2 separate regions of the Homo sapiens genome follow, and region 2 is linked to region 1. Evidence: chromatin loops called from intact Hi-C (ENCODE). Cell type or tissue: GM12878. All regions are shown on one strand. Each heading gives the region's core, and the rest is flanking DNA. Links, peaks and the distances in the headings are about the cores only.

Region 1 (8,000 bases), core at 1-8,000:
GAAGATTTGGGCACAGATATTAAGTATAAAAGTCAGGGAGATGGCAGCCACAATGGAAAAGTGGGGCTTTACATGATCAACTCCAGGGCTCAATATCCTGAAAGTTATAGTAACCAATCTAGTCCTGATTATTATGGGTTCAAATCATTTAGCAAGGGAAGTTGAAACCTATTTCTTGGATAGCCACAGTTTTCCAGTACACCCAAAATGAAAGAATAATTTCATTGATAAGCTTTGAGATAGTTTTACCAATAAATTTTTTCTCTCAACAAGTATTTATTGACTACCTACTGTGTGTCAGATACTATTCTAAGCACTGGGGATACAATGGTGAATAAAATAGATCAAAATTGCTGCCCTCATGGAGCTTACATTCTAAATAATACTATTAAGTAATAATCAGACATTTACACTGATAACCTTCTGCTGGGAAGATTTTTTCATCTGTTTTAAAAGGTCTGAACTGTGGCTCTTAGAAAAGGTAAACAAATGGCTGTCTTGGCCTGCAAGGGCAAGGTTTTCTAAGGGTGACCCAGGACAACTGCACCCAGTACTACGAAAGTAAATAACAGCCTCAACTGGAAATACAGAAAACTTCTCCTCACCAGCATCTACCCACATTGATAAGATGAGATAATAATGAATGAAAAAGCTTAAAGAAAACTATTTCCTAGTAATCATCACCAGAAAATATTTGTTTACAGATACCAGCTGTATATTCTTTCTTTATAGAAAGTATCCCTTAAAAACCAAATAGTTAAAAACTTCCTTCCTCATTGTGCAGCCTATATTTTGAGTTTTGATCTAGCTGACCATGTGTTTTTAAAAGCAAATTTCAAAAGACCCTTATTCTTAAAAATATTATCAAACCTAATATTTAACAAGTGTTGATATTCTTTTCTATTCTATCAAGTTATGGAGCCCTTTGGGAAGACTGTATCTCTAAGATACGTAAGCTGTTTTTTATTTTTATTTATTTATATATTTTGAGACAGAGTCTTGCTCTGTCGCCCAGGCTGGAGTGCAGTGGTGTGCTGTCAGCTCACTGCAACCTCTGCCTCCCGAGTTTAAGCAATTCTTGTGCCTCAGCCTCCCGAGAAGCTGGGACTACAGTCACGTGCCACCATGCCTGGCTACTTTTTGTATTTTTGGTGGAGAGAGATTATTGCCACGTTGACCAGGCTGGTCTCGAACTTCTGACCTCAAGTAATCCACCTTCCTCAGCCTCCCAAAGTGCTGGGATTATAGGCATAAGTCACCGTGCCTGGCCGGTAAGATGTTTGTTAACTGTCCTCACAGGAATGTTGAATTAACAATCAAATGTTTATAAACTTTTGTTTCTTGACTGAAAGATGTTGTATTACTACTGTCAATTAAGTTATAATTACTGAAGAAGTCACAGTGATAGCAACTAGCTTAATATTAGGCACTCAGGTTTTTAAAATTGAAGTGGGTTTCCACATGATGAGAAGCCCTGGCATTTCTCACTCTGTAGTTTATATCCTTAGGTATAAGTTAAGCATATCCAAATAAGCACTTATTTGCATCTCAGGACCTTTGTTCAGCAAATACTAATATATTCTACAATTCTAATTATAGAAAAAAGAAGAATTCGCAAAAACTTTACTGAAGAAGAAGTAAATTACCTTTTCAATGGAGTTAAGAAAATGGGAAATCACTGGAATTCAATTTTGTGGTCTTTCCCCTTTCAGCAAGGACGGAAGGCTGTGGACCTTGCTCACAAATACCACAAGCTGACCAAACACCCCACGTGTGCAGCTTCTTGATTGAAAGAAGACTGTCAGTTTTTAGTTTGGATTCTTAAAATACAGTGCCTTGAAAGATACATTTAAAGTATTTTTCTAAACTCTCATGAGAAGGAATGTGGAAATGAGGATACAGTTTTCATTAAACAGTTTTTGTGATGCTGAAACTCATCAAATTACAATGATTTATAAAGCAAATATATCATCAGTGTACAGATTAGTAAGAAAATTCCTTCATAAGATCAAACATTTGTTTAGGAATATGCTTTTATTTTTCCTTAAGCTTAAAGGACACAGAGAAAAGAATTAGCCTTTAAATGTTATTTGACATTATATTGCAATAAATACTATGTGGGACATTTGGATTTTAGTATTTTTATATGGTACAAAAGTCCCTCCCCAGAATTCAGAAAGAATAGTTCCCCAAGCTATTTAACTAAGGTTCCCATACACTAAATCAATATTTGACATTTTGTTAATTAAAATGTTTCCTTGGCTGTGGTGGTGGCCCATATTTGTAATCCTAGCACTTTGGGAGGCCAATGTGGGAGGATCACTTGAGGCAAGGAGTTTGAGACCAGCCTGGGCAACATAGTGAGACCCCTATCTTTACAAAAAAATTTAAAAATTAGCTGGATGTGGTGGCATGCCCCTGTGGTCCTAACTACTTGAGAGGCTGAAGTGGGAGGATCGCTTGAGCCCAGGAGTTCGAGGTTGTAGTTAGTTATGAGTGTTTCACTGTACTCTGGCCTGGACAAGAGCAAGACCCTATCTCTTAAAAAAGTTTCCTCTTCTATTGTTTATTGTAGTATCCTAGAGGAAAAAAAAAAAGTTTCTTCTTCTAAAGACTAATTATGCAGTTGCTTTGAATACTCCCACATCATATAGTCAGGTTCACTTCTTTTTGGTGTATGTTTATTTGCTTTAGCTTTTCAGAAATGTCTACACTTTCCCTTCTTCTCCCTCTGTATCTTTATCCTTCATACTGATGAGCCCTAGTTACTTCATGTTGCAGCAGAACGATGTCTTGTCCCCTTATGAGTTTAGTCACTGACCACTGGATACCTCTGTCTTTGCAAAATGTGTCCAGAAATGTCACCCTAAGAAATCCAGCCTGACTGGCATGGGGGGCTAGCTTCTTTGTTAGCATCAGTGAGGTTTTATGGGTTCTACCCTAAGATGTTTCTTGGCATTCTACATGACCAACTCTTAGATTATAGTTAATACAGTAATGACGTTTAGATTATCATTTTTATTTCAAATAATTTCCTATCCTATTCCTATGCATTTTTAAATTAAATTTTACTTTATTTGACAGTCTTACTCTGTCGCCCAGGCTAGAGTGCAGTGGTGTGATCTCAACTCCCTGCAGCCTCTGTCTCCTGGGTTCAAGCAATTATCGTGCTTCAGCCTCCCAGGCAGCTGGGATTACAGGCGGATGCCACCATTCCTGGCTAATTTTTTTTTTTTTTTTTTGTATTTTTAGTAGAGACGGGGTTTGGCCATGTTGGACAGGCTGGTCTGGAACTCCTGACCTCAAGTGATCCGCCAGCCTCGGCCTCCCAAAGTGCCGGGATTACAGGTGTGAGCCACCGTACCTGGCCTTCCTATGCTTTTTTGTTAAACTCTTCCACAGGACTTTAATAGTTCCTGCTAAATTTCAACTTGTTAGATTTAGTCTCTGCTCAGTTTGTCATGCAGTAGATAAGGCAACCCTTCCTGCTTCAGGTCATCCACAACTTCCATGACTGCTGCTGTATTCTTATCCAAGTCACTGATGGCACCCTGAATTGGCTGGCCAGGGCAGGAGGTTTGGGCAGGCCCCTAGCAGCCTCATCTGCTGGTCCCTCCTCTTCATCAGCCACCTCTGGGCTAGTCTTTAATAAGCCTCAGTGCTATCATCCAGCATTGATTTCACTTTCGCATCTAAGATGTGAATTGTCAAATGCCCTGTTGAAATCTGCATTTGCTGTATCTGCAGCATCCGCCTACCTGGTACTCCTGCAAAAAAGAAAGATACTGTGTAAATCTGGTATTCTCTTTTCCTTTAGTGTTTAATCACAAAATTTCACTTAGTGCTGATTAAGCTCACTGGCCTGTAATTTTCATCTCCATCTTCTGTCCTGTGAAAATTCAGCACTGCTTGCCCTTTTAGGACTTCTGGCACTTTGCCTGATTTTCCCAGATTTCCAAGGGAGGAACTCAGTGGGTTTTCACTCTCGTCTTGTTTAAACCTTACATCCAGTTTGGCAGATGATATGCCCATTTGTTTTATCCCGTAATTCATGCCGCCAGATTTTTTGGCATCAGGATCACAATCCTACTCATCTGAAACCTACTTAGGTGGTGCTTTTCTGCCACATTCCACTTCCTTGTGATATTTAGAAATGTCTTGTTAGCCTGTTTCCATAGAGAATGGCAAGAGCCCTCAAGTAGAGGCCACACCTAAAATTAAGCTTGATAATGGAATGTATGTTTTTCCTTCGGTTACTCTCCGCTCTTTCCCTTTTCCATCCCCTTTCCTTTTATTTTTCTCCCCGCTCTGCACCTGCCAGCTGGCCCCCAAGGAAATTAAGGGCTCCTCTTCTGGTGTGAAATGCTGGCTCCCTGAAAACATCATTTTAAAAAGCATGTTAATAAAGCAAAGCCAAGTGTATTATGCACTGCGGTCAAGAGCACTACTTCACAGTCTTTAGTCTTCGGAGGAGGAGGGGGAAATGCAGGATATTTATGAGGATTCTGGGGTCTTCCTTAAGGCTAGTCTTTCAATGCAGGGCTTGAGTAGGGTTAGGCCAAGTTCATGATATAATGGTCCAAGGTTGGGGAATAAATTAGAAGTACCGAATGTTATCTTCTAGCCTTGGGTCCTTGGGTGGGTTTCTTAAATTTTTTGAGCTTCAGGTTCCTCATCTGTGAAAGGGTTAGATAAGATTCAGTGAGATAATGTGTGACTCTGGCACATGGTGAGCTCTAGATAAATGGCGCTTTTGTGTCCATCAGTCTCATTCCCAAAGCCTAGGCTTTCGGGTCGGTCATCCGGCTGCCCGACCCGCGACGGCGCAGGGGAATCGGCGAGCGTGGCGGGGTGCTGCGCTGCGCCCCTCAGCCGGCAGAGGCCGCCAGCGCGCCCTCGGTCCGGACGGTGCCCGCCCCTGCCACCGCCTCCCCGCGCATGGCTGCCCCGGCGGCTGCCTGACCGCCGCCCGCCACCTCGGCGGCCTCGCAACCCGTGGGAGCCCGTGGCCATCGCAGACCTAGAGGACACGTTGGGCGGCGCAGTCGCCGCGGCAAGGTCGGCGGGCGGCGCGGCGCGAGGGACGGCGAGCGGGGGGCGGCCCGGCCCGGGTCCTCGCGGGTCCTCGGCGGGCCCGGGGGAGGGCCCTCTTTGTGGCTGCAGTTGGCAAGATGGCGCCGGTGGGGGTGGAGAAGAAGCTGCTGCTAGGTCCCAACGGGCCCGCGGTGGCGGCCGCCGGCGACCTGACCAGTGAGGAGGAGGAAGGCCAGAGCCTATGGTGAGGCCGCGGGCGGTCGGGCCGGGCCGTGGGGGGCGCGGCCTCTGGGCCGGACCGTCGGACACACTGAGGGGCCGACGCGAGCCGGGCCATCCCAGCCCGGCCCGGGGCTGACCACTCTTGCCATTGTCGCCACAGGTCCTCCATTCTGAGCGAAGTGTCCACCCGCGCCAGGTCCAAGCTGCCGTCCGGCAAGAACATCCTGGTCTTCGGTGAGCGCCGGCGGCGGGGCGTTGCCCCAGGTCGCTGGGGTGGGCGAGGCGGGCGCCCCTCCCTCAGGTCCCCGCCTTCCCCGTTCCAGCCGCCTGCCCGCAGCCTGGCGGGAAAGGGACCGTCGGCCCTGGCCGGTCAGCTGGAGAGTGGTCAAGCCTCCAGCGCCTGAGGGTGGGATGCTGCCCTCTTTGGAGAGCGTAGTGGTGCTTTGGGGTTGTCGGCATATTGTTTCAGTCACTTGGCCCTCTATGCCTTCATTGCCTCGACGGTTACCAAATTGAGGTCGTGGAGAGGGGAAGCTAGTAGATGAGATTAGGTGGAGAAGGTGGGAGAACGAGGTGACCTGGGCTCGGAGCTGTGGGGAAATGACCACGGGAGCCTTCTTTGAGCCTCATCAGTAGTGCATAGTCCGAGGTTTTAGGGACTTTGCAGAGGACAGAGAGTCAGCACTGGGGACGTTTCCTCCATTATGCTAGCCCTCACTGCTAGGTTACCTGAGTCAGGTCCCTTACTCCCTCTGGCCTCACTCTCCTCAAGTGAGGGAGTTTGGGTACATTCACACAGCAAGTCCATTTGTTGCTTGGGACCTGTGGGCTGGGCACAGGCTCAGCATAGGCGACTCTTAAACACTATAGAAGAATCTCAGTCTGGTGGAAGACAGATGTATTGGTGATTGCATTGCACCATGCCGATTATTGTGGAAGCATTACACTGCTTAGAGCTGGTGAAGGAGGATGATTCGGGGGTTGAGTATTTTGCAGAAAAGTGTCAGTATGCAGGGACACAGATGACAAGAGGGTGTGGGGTTTGGAAACTGCTAGAAGCGCCTTGTGGTTGGTGGCTGCTAAGGTAAGTTGGGGGCAGATTGTGGGAAGGCTGAAGAGTTAGTGCTGTTTCCTGAAGTTCTCTGATTTTTCAAATGGCTTTTATCTCACCTCCATCCCCCAATTCCCATGGGAATCACTGCCTTGGTAGTTTTCCTACTGTTAGAATGTGTGACCTTTCTCAGGAATTGACTGTGGTAGGTAATACCGGACCCTTAGAGATCTTCAAGAAGTGGGGGATCAAGATCACCAGATCTGAGTTTTAGAAAGAACGCTGCCTGCAGAGGGACAGTAGCTCAAAATGAGCAGGTACTGAAGTCAGGCTGACAGGTCCTCACCTTGGTCTGGATGCAGAGGGCCTGAATAAGGTAGAGGCATTGGAGATGGAGAGGAGGTCTTTGATCTGTGGACTGACTGCCTTTCAATTCTCATGTTCTGTAATTCCATATTATTAAATGGCAGAAGTGCCTAGTAATGTTTGGCGATGGTTCTCCTTGATGTTTAAGGATCCGGGGAAGGGGGGTGTTGTTTGGGTGGAGGGAGATGAAGAAGTGCTTAATAATTAACTGAGATTGTACTGAAGAGTTTTGCTAGGTCTATAATTATTTTCGTCAGTTTCTTAGCCTTCAGAATGTTTGTGAAGGAGATGTACTAAAATCAAAAGTGAATAACTTCCATTCTTCACCATTGTGAAGCAGGATCAGACTTTTTTTAGTTCACAGTACCTGGACTTTTAGGTTAATTGTATCATATTTTGAAGATTTCTTGTTTTTCTTGTGGTGAAACTTTTTCTTGTGAGAAACTAACCCTACCTTTTACTTTCACTTCTCCGAATGCATGTCTTATAAATTATAGATAGGGCCTGTGGACCTGCCTCATTATTTCCCTTTTGAAGTAAGGATAACTGCAGTAGAATGTCATTTTAGATCTTGGAATTTGCTGCCTTTACCACCCTCTCCTCCCCACCCTCCCAACCACTCTTCCAGCAAAGTCCTTTGTTTATGAAAGCAGGTGAGACTTCAACAGCAGACTTTGCATGAAATTCTTAGTTTCTCCGTGTCATGTGAGTGTCATGCCTCCCCATCCTTGCCCGGAATAAACAGTACACCTTTGTCTTGCAAACATCCTTTGTAGGTGAAGATGGTTCTGGTAAAACAACCCTCATGACTAAACTACAAGGAGCTGAGCATGGCAAAAAAGGAAGAGGCCTAGAATATCTCTACCTCAGTGTCCATGATGAGGACCGAGATGGTGAGTGAAGCATTGGTCCCATGGTAAGGGGGTGTATGCAGGACTCTGACTGCTTCCTTGGGTGCAGTTCCTGCAGCATGGCCAGGCATTCTCAGTTTTCTGTTTGGTTCTCAGAGAGTTAATCACAGAATAGATGAAGTACGTATCTTTTGCAGGACTTAACCCCCTTTATAGAGTATGTTAGCAAAATTGGGGAATGGGACACTTAGCTGTTGCTCTGGCTAGCCTGCCTTTAAAAAGAGATACTGAAGATAAATTTTTACTTAACCCATAAAGGTGGTAAGAAAGATTTTTTAAAGCTTTGGAGTTTTATATGAGAGAAATGCTTGGCTGTCCTGGGGACCATTGTTACTCTGCCTGGTTCTAGTAGAGAATCCGAAGTTGGTGTGGTTTAGAGTGTAACAATTTAACATATGTTAATAGGAGAGTTTCCT
Region 2 (11,407 bases), core at 1,756-9,755, 170 kb before region 1:
TGACAGCATTGAGCCTATCCTAAGAGTGGAATTCAGTCGAGGGCTTTACACTTACTATCTAGTCAGTTCTCCATCCAGCCCTATGCAGCAATTGCTATCCTCTCTCTCTCTTTTTTTTTTTTTTTTTTGAGACACAGAATCTCGCTATGTTGCCCAGGCTGGAGTACTGTGGCTATCCGTAGGTATGATTATAGCACACTACAGCCTTGAATGCCTGGGTTCCAGGGATTCTCTTGCCTCAGCCTCCTGAATTCTTGGGACTGCAGGCATGTGCCATCACACCTCGCTTGCTATTCTTTATCCCCAATTTTCGGACAGGAAATGGGCTTCTAGAATAAATGTAGTCAGACCTCCATTATCCATGCGTTCTACATCCATGGGTACAACCCGCTGTGGATCGAAAATGTAGTTAGGCCTAGGATGACTGTGTCTGTACTGGACATGTACAAACTTTTTTTCTTGTTGTTATTCCCTAAACAATGCAGTCTAACAACAACTTACATAGCATTTACATTGTATTAGGTATTACAGTAGTAATCCGGAGATGACTTAAAATATATGGAAGAATGTGCAGAGGTTAAATGCAGATACTGTGCCATTTTATATAAGAGACTTGATCTCAGCCACTGAAGTTGAGTTTAAAAAACAAAGTAAAAAAATATATGTAAAGGAGTTAAGTATTCATGGATTTTGGGATTCATGGGGATCCTGGAGCCAATCCCCTGTGGATACCAAGGGACAACTCTAATTTACTTCTCAAGACATCTAGCCGGGCACGGTGGCTCACACTTGTAATCCCAGCATTTTGGGAGGCTGATGTGAGGATCGCCTGAGCCCAGCATTTTGAGGCAAGCCTGGGCAACATAGCAAGACCCTGTCTCTAAAATAAAATGTGTGTGTGTATTTAGTGGGGAATGGTGGTGCATGCCTGTGGTTCCAGCTACTCGGGAGGCGGAGGTGGGAGGATCGCTTGAGCCCAGGAGGTTGAGGCTGCAGTGAGCTATGATTGTGCCACTGCACTCCGTCCTGGGTGACAGAGCAACACCCTGTCTCAAAAAAAAAAAAAAACTTACAGCTAGGGAGTAAAGGAGGCCCTGAGCAGCTTGATAGGTGCTGTGCAGCTGGCAGGGGGCGCCGTTGCCTACAGAAGGGGCTAAGCCCATCCTGAACCCCAACTCCTATTGCTCCCACTCAGCTCACTCTTAGGAGGGAGTGGCCTCGCCACCTAATGACCAAGAGGAGGTGCTGGATCTGGCTACCTAAGATCAGAGAGGTGAAGCCATCAGCCCCTATTGCCCAGAGCTTCTTCATCTGTGAGGGGGATAGTCATGGCAACCACTTGGGACTGCCCTTGGGAGATTTAAATGGGTCTAGGCCTAGCTCTGATGATCTAGGCACTGTATCCCGCACAGATGAGGAAGCTGAGGGCTCCAGAGAGGCAGAGTGAACAGCTGAGCCCCAGGGAGCCTTCCCGAGCTGAAGGCCTCACACCCTACGACGTGTGTACCTTCTGCCGGACAGTCCCTGTCTGAGGTGGCCATGGTGTCTGTGTTGAGCTGGGGATGAAGGGAGTCATGGGGGCGGCAGGTGTGATTGAGTCATTTGGCTGGCCTTCCTGGCAGCCAGGCCATGGTGGGTGAGGGACACCAAACTGCTCATGCCACAGCTGACATATCAGATAGTTCTCTTGTCACTCTTGACTCATCAGTGCCTGGCCCCTGGCTGCCTGCAGGGCCACCATCTGTGCATCCTGGGCCAGTGCCCAGGGAACTTTCTGGAACCCCAGATGCTATCTGAGGACACAAGGGTACAGGGGATGGTGAAGTTTGAGGTTCCTGAAACCCTCCACCAGGTATGTCTGGCTCTGCTGTTTCTGGCCTGTGACTCCTCAGGCTTTGGTTACCATGTCTACAAAATGGGAACAACAAATCATAGCTGAGTTTGACCCAGGGATTAGATGACATGTATGAACATGCCCGGCCATGTCTATTTTTGCTCATCATCCTGCCCCCAGCACAAGGGCCTGGCACACAGTAGGTATTTAGTACAGGACCGCGGAATGAATGAATGCATTGGGCCTTAGAACACAGCAGAGGCTCTGGGGCCTGAAGGCTGTGGTGTGAGGAGGGGGTGGGGACACTGAAGCCCAGCCCAGTTCCCTCTGCAGCATCTTGTCACCTGAGGGACGGGGAAGAGTGTGGGGTCCTACAGAGAGGAGACATGGGTATGGGGCTAGGGGAGAGGTATCTGCATTGTTCCTGAGACCTCTGCCCCACTCCTGGACAGACCACCATCCTGGAGAGAGTGGAGCAGAAACAGGAGAGGGACCACAAATTCACCTAACCTGCCCCATCCAACGAAGGATGATCATGATAAACGTGCTCTTAGTGAGATATTACTGTGTGCCCGACTTGAGCCAACTACTGTGCCTCTGCATTTCATGTTTGTTTTGTCTTATAATAACCATCAGGAAGAGGTGATCCCTGTTCTACACTGGAGAAACTGAGGCTCAGCCTAGATAAATGGACACAGGTGAAACAGCTAGCAAGGAGCACAGCTGGGATCTGAAGCCCGGGCGGACCTAGGAGTGGTTCTAGCCTCAGTTTATTCCTCCTGGGCAGCCATGCTCAGCCCAGAGAGCTGGGAGAACCAGGTGGTGGGAGTGGGGGTGTCTCAAGGTTGTGTCCTGGTGTTAATCCCTGGGGCCCCTGGCCATATCTAGCTTGTGGTGAGTGTCTCTGGCCTGTTGGAGCAGCCACTGGAATGCCTGGGGCTTGAGTGGCCCTTTGTGGTTGCAGTTCCCTTGGCAATGAAGAAACACTGCTGAGGTCAAGAGCTCAGATTGCCAGAGGGGAAACCCAGCCCTCCTTCTTTGCATGGCCCCCTGCTGGGAAGGGCCACAGCTACCCCCCACCCTCGCCCTCTGCCAGACACCCAGAGGAGGCTCTTTCCAGTGGCACAGTCATGGGGTTGGAGGGGGCACAGGCAGCCCAGCCAGGATTCCTCATGGGAAGTGTGTGGTGGCTCTTTAGACTTGCCTGCTAACGGGAGGCTCTGCCCATAACTTCCTCTTCCCACTGGAGTTCGTTCAGGAAGCCAGAACCAGCATGGGGATGCTCAGGCCTCCAAGATCCCCTAGGACCATGGGCAGGCCACCCCTCAGCCCAGCTTTTGCCTACTTTGAAGACCTCAAGGACAAGAGGGCCCTAATCTTACCGAGCCAGGCCCTCCTCAATCCAAGGCCTTCTTAGGCGTTGCCAAGGAAACTGATGCAGCAGCCAAAGAGCCTGGCCCAGGTCTCCATGACAACCTACCACAGCCCACCAGGGTCCATCCATCTGTGATGTCACCTGAGCCCCAAATGGATGCCCTCCCACCCCCACCACACTTGTCACAATCAGATGTCACAGTCTGATAGCAGGTCCCTGTCACAAAATACCTCACAGCCTGACCTGCAACCCTCAGACCCCTGAGAGATGAGCAGGGAGCTAAGACACTCCTCATGCCTTGACCACACCCTGTGTTTATGCCCCTTTTGGGTGGGGGCCTGAACCTCCAGGCCCTGGATGTGCCCTGGGTGGCTGGCTCAGCCTACAGCTAGAGGGAAGAAGGGAGACCTTGACGACTCGAAGTGGCTGGCTCCTGCTGGCATTCAACACCCATTGGCCTGGATTTCCCCAACTCTGGGCAACTTCCAGTCCAGGAGCAGAATAACCAGAGCCACGGCCAGGGCCAGGGCTGGGGCAGATTATTTATTTTTAGCAGAGTTGCTGGCAGCTGCCTGGTGGGTGCTGGGAGGTGGGATGGGGACTGAGTTTAATCCCTTCCCTCTTCTGGGCTGGGGTATCCTCCCCAGGGTTCAAGCAGGCATCTCCACCTGCAACTCTGTCAGAGCTGCCCCCACCCCCAACAGCCCTCTCAGGGCCCCCAGGGGCTCATGGGGTGACACCAACCCTCACACTGAAGGTTAGGCTCATTAGGGAGAATCTTCAACTCCAGGATGGGGAGTGGAAAGGATTTTGTGTGAATTTAGGACACCCCCTAAATTCTAGCTCAGACCTGAGCCTATGGGGAGTGGGTGTCATGGGCAGAGAAGGGGGATCTCTGTCCAGCCTGTAACTAGCTTACTTGCTAAAAGGACGAGCCGGGACTTGGGGAGAGGAAAGGGAGAATTCAGTCTCACGGGGCCAGACCGAATTCTTCTCCAGAGGGCAGTTGCTGCTTTTGGCTGATTGGGTTTACCCCGCTGCCTGCCTCCCCATCACGTACTCCCCCCGCAACCTCGCTCTCTCTCTCCTTCTCACACACACCCTCAGCTCCGGACCTCGCCTACCGGTCAGCCCCTCTATTCCCAGACAGCTACCGCTACTCCCCTGGCGGGTAGGGCGGGGTGTCGGGGATGTAAGGTCCGAGGAAGAGGGTGGGGGATTCCCCTGGTGGGGGTGGACAGACACGTCAGCCCCCGCAGCAGCGTGGACCGGGGGCGGGAGCGGGGGCGGGTGGAGGCTTAAATAGGCGGCTCTGGAGCCAGAGCCCAGTGCGGGCTGAGAAGGCGGTGGCTGCAGCAGCAGCGGCGGCGGAAACCCTAAAGTCCGAGTCCGGACTACGAGTGCGTGGCCTCCTAATCCGGATCCTAGTCCTGAGCGTGTCTGTGTGCGAGTGGGTGAGTGTCCTGGCGGAGCGGGGTCGGGGCGGCTGCAGATGGATGCGCCAGGTCCGGAGGGGTCCCGGGTGAGGGCGCCGCGACCTGGGGGCTGGGGGAGGGCTGCGGCGGGACCTCGGCCGGAGCATCCCGCCTGACTCCGGGTTGGGCAGGTGCGCCCCGGGTCCCGCCTCCCTCGCGGCTTACACGGCCACTCGGGTTCCTGATCCCCTAGACGGTCCCGGACGCGATGACCCTGAACGGCGGCGGCAGCGGAGCGGGCGGGAGCCGCGGTGGGGGCCAGGAGCGCGAGCGCCGTCGGGGCAGCACACCCTGGGGCCCCGCCCCGCCGCTGCACCGCCGCAGCATGCCGGTGGACGAGCGCGACCTGCAGGCGGCGCTGACCCCGGGTGCCCTGACGGCGGCCGCGGCCGGGACGGGGACCCAGGGTCCCAGGCTGGACTGGCCCGAGGACTCCGAGGACTCGCTCAGCTCAGGGGGCAGCGACTCAGACGAGAGCGTTTACAAGGTGCTGCTGCTGGGGGCGCCCGGCGTGGGCAAGAGCGCCCTGGCGCGCATCTTCGGCGGTGTGGAGGACGGGCCTGAAGCAGAGGCAGCAGGTGAGGGGACCCAGCTGTTCAGGGGAGGGGCGATCCCGGGGCTAGGACTAGGGGCTGAGACCGGTACTCAAAGCCGCAAATACCGTGGAATTATAGTTGTTGTTGTTGTTATTATTATTATTATTATTATTTTATTATTATTTTGAGACAGAGTTTCGCTCTTTTTCCCAGGCTGGAGTGCAGTGGCCTCGATCTAGGCTCACTGCAACCTCCGCCTTCAGGTTTCAAGGGATTCTCCTGCCTCAGCCTCCAGAGTAGCTAGGATTACAGGCGCCTGCTACCACGCCCGGCTAATATTTGTGTTTTTAGTAGAGTTGGGGTTTCACCATGTTGGCCAGGCTGGTCTGGAATTTCTGACCTCGTGATCCGCCCACCTTGGCTTCCCAAAGTGCTGGGATTACAGGCGTGAGCCACCGCACCTGGCCAATACTGTGGAATTCTATTGGCGCTTTCAGAATCATGCCTCTACCTACCCACTTCATAAATGGGGAAAGGAAAGGAGAAGGGACACCCCCCAGCCTTTGGTAGGGAAGAAATGCCCAGAGTAGAAGGCCAGGGCATAGATATGGCTACTCTGTGGGATGGGACTGGACATCCCTCCCTGCCTATCAGGGACAGGTCAGAGTTTCTAACCAGAGGGATTTCTAAGAGAGGAGCCCTAGGTGGCCAAGGTCCCCAGGGGGGGCATGTGGGTGGAGGTCAGGCACACCATGCCCTCCAGCCCCCACTTCCCTGCCTGGCACTGCTGTTGCCACATACCAGCATCTGCAAGTGGAGTGGAGGGTAAGGAGGGCTCTGGGGAAGAGTTGGAGGGTGTGGCCAGAACAGGAAACCTGGCAGCAGCGGCTTTGACAACCAGCTGGTAACCTGTCTACTGGCCTTCTGCCTAGGGCACACCTATGATCGCTCCATTGTAGTGGACGGAGAAGAGGCATCACTCATGGTCTACGACATTTGGGAGCAGGTAGGGTGCAAGCAGAGACCCAGGGCAGGGGAGGGAGGAGTGAGTTGGGTTAGAGGTCTGGGAGTGCCAGGCTCGTGTCGGGGGCATGAGGACTGTTGGGCAGATGTGTGTTGTGTGTTCTCCAGGACGGGGGCCGCTGGTTGCCCGGCCACTGCATGGCCATGGGGGATGCCTATGTCATTGTGTACTCAGTGACGGACAAGGGCAGCTTCGAGAAGGCCTCAGAACTGCGGGTCCAGCTGCGGCGTGCACGGCAAACAGATGATGTGCCCATCATCCTCGTGGGCAACAAGAGCGACCTGGTGCGCTCTCGTGAGGTCTCGGTGGATGGTGAGTAGGCGGCAGGTTGCAGGGGGAGGGAGAGCCCAGCTGGGCCCTGATCCAGGCAGTCTTGGCTCAGCTTGAGTCCCTGGGGATCATCAGAGGCTAAAAATGTTCAGAAAGAAAACTGGCGGGGAGGGAAATGGGAGAGAGCTGGTGCCTGCTCACAGGGCTCCGGAAGGCCCCAGAGGGCTGGGGAAAGAACCAAATCTGATAGGGGAGCTGGGCACCGCAGGGCCCTCCTCTCCTGCCCCTCTTGGTCCTGGCCTGGCTGGTTGGGGGGGTAAATGGGTGGAAGAGAGTGTAGGGGAACAGGCCAGGAGGTCAGAGCCTGTGTGCTAGGTCTGGGCCATTCTTAGAGTAGACTTGGCCCTGGGGAAGACCCTTCCCACTTGGCCTCAGCATCCTTTTCTGTGGACCCCAGTACTGAGCCCCTCAGAGGAACCCAGCAGTGACTTGGTGACCTTGCCTCCGCAACCCCAGTCCACTGGATCATTCATCATGATATAACCTCGAATTAAAAAATACTAAGTTGTGCGGGGCATGGGCCAGGGGGTGGCTAACGCCTGTAATCCCAGCACTTTGGGAGGCCGAGGCGGGTGGATCACGAGGTCAGGAGATCGAGACCATCCTGGCTAGCATGGTGAAACCCCATCTCTACTAAAAATACAAAAATTAGCCGGGCGTGGTGGCGGGCGCCTGTAGTCCCAGCTACTCGGGAGGCTGAGGCAGGAGAATGGCGTGAACCCGGGAGGCGGAGCTTTCAGTGAGCAGAGATTGTGCCACTGCACTCCAGCCTGGGAGACAGCGAGACTCTATCTCAGAAAAATAAAATAAAATAAAATAAAATACTAAGTTGTCCAACATAGTTCTCATTTTCCTGTGTTTACTACTGTCGTACTTTGTTTAAATATCAGGCTTCAAATTATTTCAATAAATGGATCTCCTTTTGAGGGCCACTGTTTTGGGGGCTCCTTAAATGCAGGCACTCTGCCTACTGGGTGACGCAGCAGTGCCCAGTACCCTCAGTACAGGAGCTGGGGTCTCTGTGTTTTCGGGGAGGACCTTGCAAATTCTCGAGTGGCAGCTTCCATGGGTGGCCACTGTTGGAGGGGACTCCTCATTCACCCACCCTTTGTTTACTGGTGCCTGCCTTTCCCCACCCACACAGAGGGCCGGGCCTGCGCGGTGGTCTTTGACTGCAAGTTCATTGAGACATCAGCGGCATTGCACCACAATGTCCAGGCGCTGTTTGAAGGTGTCGTGCGCCAGATACGCCTGCGCAGGGACAGCAAAGAAGCCAACGCACGACGGCAAGCAGGCACCCGGAGGCGAGAGAGCCTTGGCAAAAAGGCGAAGCGCTTCTTGGGCCGCATCGTAGCTCGTAACAGCCGCAAGATGGCCTTTCGCGCCAAATCCAAGTCCTGCCACGACCTCTCGGTTCTCTAGGTCCCACCCGCTCCCACTATGGTGGGAGACGAACGGAAGGGTTGGTGGGCTGGCCCAGCCAACTGCCCCGGGTGCCTCAGAGCAGGCTCAGACTCTGGGTCCCTCGGAGCTGCCAGCCGGGCACCCCCAACCTCATGGTCATGGACAGATAGACAGTGCTGCCCTGCGAAGTGGCTCTCAGGGGCCAGTGAGGGCTGGGCCCACAGAGATGCATGCGCAGGCTCATATGCGTCCCAAGCAGCCGCAGCGCAGCCGCCGGGCAGGCCTGCGTGCCGGGAGAGGACTCTGCCTTTTTTCACAGCCCGGGTGTGCCTGCCCTGGAGGGAGGCTCTTCAGTGCGGTAGCTATTTGTTTACATGCAGATTTTTGTAATAAAGGCTATTTCCTGATAGTCATGGCTGTTGACTCTCTTTCCTCCTATCTGGGCGCTTCAGGAGCTGGAAGGATTTCTGAAGTTGAGGGATGGGGGCTCACTGCCCCACCCTAGTGTGTGGCCATGATGTGTTAATGTGAGGGTCCAGATTTAGCCAGCTGGGATGGGCATCGGGTCTGGTTAGAGGTTCAAGGAGCAGGAGACACAAACCCCTCCCAGTCCCTGTTATCCAGATTCTTCTCTTTCTGCACTGGGGCCTGGCGTTGCCCAACTGATTGAGGGTTCAATCACTTCACTGTCCATAAAGGGAAACAGGCTGCTCAGGGGAGCACATTCTGCCCTGGGTCTCACAACCAGGCAGGAACCCTGGGTCTCACAACCAGGCAGGAACCCTGGGTCTCACAACCAGACAGGATCTGGCTCCACAGCTGGTATTTCTGCCCTGTTCCCTCTTGAGGGGCTGGAATCAGCTGAGGTTGGGGATAGAGACCTCCGAGGGGTGGTTTGTGAAGGCACACACAGCTCCACATGGCTCCTCCACCACTTCACTGGGGTTGAGCTACGGAGGAGGCACTCACTGTTCTCTCTACCATGAGTATCCAGGCCAGAACATTCCATGCTCAGCATTGGCTAATTCAGTTTTGGTGGGAACAGCTGCCGGGAGCCCGCCCTGCCTGGAATGAGAGGTCTTGCATTTGTATAGGAAGGTGTACTCGTGCTTATGTTTAGGGATGCACCTGTCTCCCTGCCCACCCATGCCCATGGCTCCCTCACCCTCGGCACAAGTGCTGCTAAGAGTTTTTATCTACATGGTCTCAGGAAAAACCATCCCCATCTGGTGCTGGGTGGGAAGTGGCTGAGTGGGGACTGGTATACAGGTCTGCCCATCTCCAAAGCCTGGAGGCAGCCTGGGGCGAGGTGGGGGGCAGTTTCTAAGAAGGTTCTGGGCCAAGGTCCATACATTCCTTCCTTAGTTCAATTTATTCAATTTATTCATTCCCTCACCCTCGGCACAAGTGCTGCTAAGAGTTTTTATCTACATGGTCTCAGGAAAAACCATCCCCATCTGGTGCTGGGTGGGAAGTGGCTGAGTGGGGACTGGTATACAGGTCTGCCCATCTCCAAAGCCTGGAGGCAGCCTGGGGCAAGGTGGGGGGCAGTTTCTAAGAAGGTTCTGGGCCAAGGTCCATACATTCCTTCCTTAGTTCAATTTATTCAATTTATTCATTCCACAGACTCCAGGGAGCCCTGGCAACCTGGTTAGAATCCTGATTGCAGCTTATTGAATGGCAGGAGGAGGCTTGAGGGCTGCCCCTCCATGTACAGGGGAGCGCTGAGATTCACCCACGTGCTCCCCAGGGCAGAGGTAACTGCTCAGAGCTGTTGCTGCTCTGCCCCTCCTCCCCACATACTTCAAGGAATGCAGAAGGCATGGTATTTTCAGATCAAGTGAGGGTCCCCAGGCCTTCCTGGCTCTGTCACTTATTGACTGTGTGACCCTAGGCAAACCACTCAGCTTCTCTGTGCCCCAGCATGTGCCCAATGCCCCTTCAGAACGCAGTATGTGGCATAATGAAGGTATGTGCTCAGAGCAGTGCTGGGCACAGAGCAGGAGCTTAACACGTGTGAAACCCCCTTCAACCTCCCCACACTACACTGCTCCAGGCTGGGTGCCAGAGTGACCCTGAAGCAGGCACTCAGCTTGTGACAAGGCTGGGGGCAGCTGGGGGTAGCTTCTGGCCTGAGAGAGACTAATCAGATGTACAGTGGGAAGGACTTCGTGGGGACCATGGGAAGCTCCAAGGCTGGAGAGGGACTGGAGACCTTCTTCCCACCCTCTCCCCTCATTCCAGACTCCCAGGCCCCAGAAGCATCTCCTGGCTCTGCTTGGCTGCCCTCATTGCGGGGAGAGCCCCTGTTCAGCCCTGCAACTCCCTCAAGGTCACCTGAGCCAGTTTAATCTTCTTAGGGGCATGAGACTGCCCACTGTCTCAGCCCTGTCACTGTTGAGTGGCCAGTGTAAGGACTTCGGGAGCTCATAGGCTGCTGCACTCCCCCACCACAGGTCCCCCTGGGGGGGGTGGTCTGGAGCCCCAATACCCACTTCCACTCATGTACTGCTCACCCATCCTTTGCAACCTCCAGCTCCTTGTCTTAGTTCCACAAGCCATGCGGAGCTGCCAGGGCAGAATGAGAGCCAGGTCATTCCTGAGTCCCTGAGTTCTGCTCTCAAAGGGCTCCCAATCTAATGGAAGAGGCAGACAATGACAAGCTGGTGTCCTCTGTGTATTAATAGAGATAGCACATGGCATGGTGTGAGGGGGAGGGGCATTCCCAGAGGAGGCTCCTGAACAAGCCTGGGAACATAGGGGAAGTTTCCTGGAAAAAGGAATATTTGAGCTGAGCACTGAAGCATGCATGAGCAGGTGCTTACCACACAGATGAATGAGTGGGAAGGGTGTTCCATGCAAAAGGAACAGAGTGTGAAAAGGTGTGGCTGCAGACACTGGAGCCTGGGAGATAAGTCAGACCAAGTCTGGAGCCACAGAAAAAGTAACGTCCAGAACCAGAGGGCCAAGGAATACCTCCTGGGCTGTGCTGGGGTCGAGGGAGTGCCAGGCCAACCATCTCCCCACCTCCTGGAGCTGGCAGTCACGGATGCTGAGCAGCTCCTGGCTTTCCAAAGTCAATGAGTAACTTGGGGGGCTGGGCGGGGCCAGGCCTGCTGCTGTGGGCCCAGTGGCCTTTTCCACTCCTGAGCAAGCGTGGCTGAACCCTCCTACCTGCTCAAGTGCCCTGCCTTGCCCCACCCAGCCCAGCCTGGCCAGAGCCCCCTGGAGAAGGAGCTCTCTTCTTGCTTGGCAGCTGGACCAAGGGAGCCAGTCTTGGGCGCTGGAGGGTGAGGGGCTGGGAGTGGAGGGGAGGGCATGGCTGAGGCTGAGGTTGGTGGTGGGGAAAGGAGAAACACTGCCCTGTCCTCGCCATCTGGGAAAGAATTCCCAGGGCCTCATCTTAGAGGGGTTGTCGATTTGTCGCTG

What was found. Hi-C counts contacts between places; a loop is a spot of excess contacts. Peaks named below come from ENCODE experiments on the same cell type or tissue, not always from the same donor. Only the 100,000 strongest peaks of a DNase experiment are listed, where the experiment ranks them.
Region 2: a loop joins it to region 1, with 3 times the contacts of the local background. A loop is called at or near these places in 3 of 110 quality-filtered maps.

The regions. Positions count from the first base shown.
Region 1 is chr16:66,748,763-66,756,762 of GRCh38, reverse strand. It overlaps DYNC1LI2 (dynein cytoplasmic 1 light intermediate chain 2), which reads left to right and starts at 5,154. Exons shown (of 13, transcript NM_006141.3): 1 at 5,154-5,278; 2 at 5,417-5,490; 3 at 7,450-7,566. The coding sequence starts at 5,172. It overlaps TERB1 (telomere repeat binding bouquet formation protein 1), which reads left to right. Exons shown (of 19, transcript NM_001136505.2): 19 at 1,600-2,123. The coding sequence ends at 1,787. It overlaps DYNC1LI2-DT (DYNC1LI2 divergent transcript), which reads right to left and starts at 5,011. Exons shown (of 2, transcript NR_133569.1): 1 at 3,863-5,011; 2 at 2,020-3,767. RefSeq lists an enhancer at 4,798-5,513 and a silencer at 4,727-5,526. In GM12878, for the core only: a CTCF peak has its summit at 4,867 (motif pointing right); no DNase peak of the experiment used is centred there; H3K4me3 peaks cover 3,209 bases; H3K27ac peaks cover 1,359 bases; H3K27me3 peaks cover 181 bases.
Region 2 is chr16:66,918,665-66,930,071 of GRCh38, reverse strand. RRAD (RRAD, Ras related glycolysis inhibitor and calcium channel regulator) reads left to right here and starts at 4,537. Exons shown (of 5, transcript NM_004165.3): 1 at 4,537-4,663; 2 at 4,878-5,262; 3 at 6,153-6,226; 4 at 6,352-6,556; 5 at 7,719-8,387. The coding sequence starts at 4,893. The coding sequence ends at 7,996. It overlaps CDH16 (cadherin 16), which reads left to right and starts at 11,187. Exons shown (of 18, transcript NM_004062.4): 1 at 11,187-11,268. RefSeq lists enhancers at 1,831-2,000, 1,718-2,917, 7,383-7,906, 7,907-8,430 and silencers at 4,543-4,602, 4,733-5,172. In GM12878, for the core only: a CTCF peak has its summit at 5,035 (motif pointing right); no DNase peak of the experiment used is centred there; H3K4me3 peaks cover 1,021 bases; H3K27ac peaks cover 469 bases; H3K27me3 peaks cover 151 bases.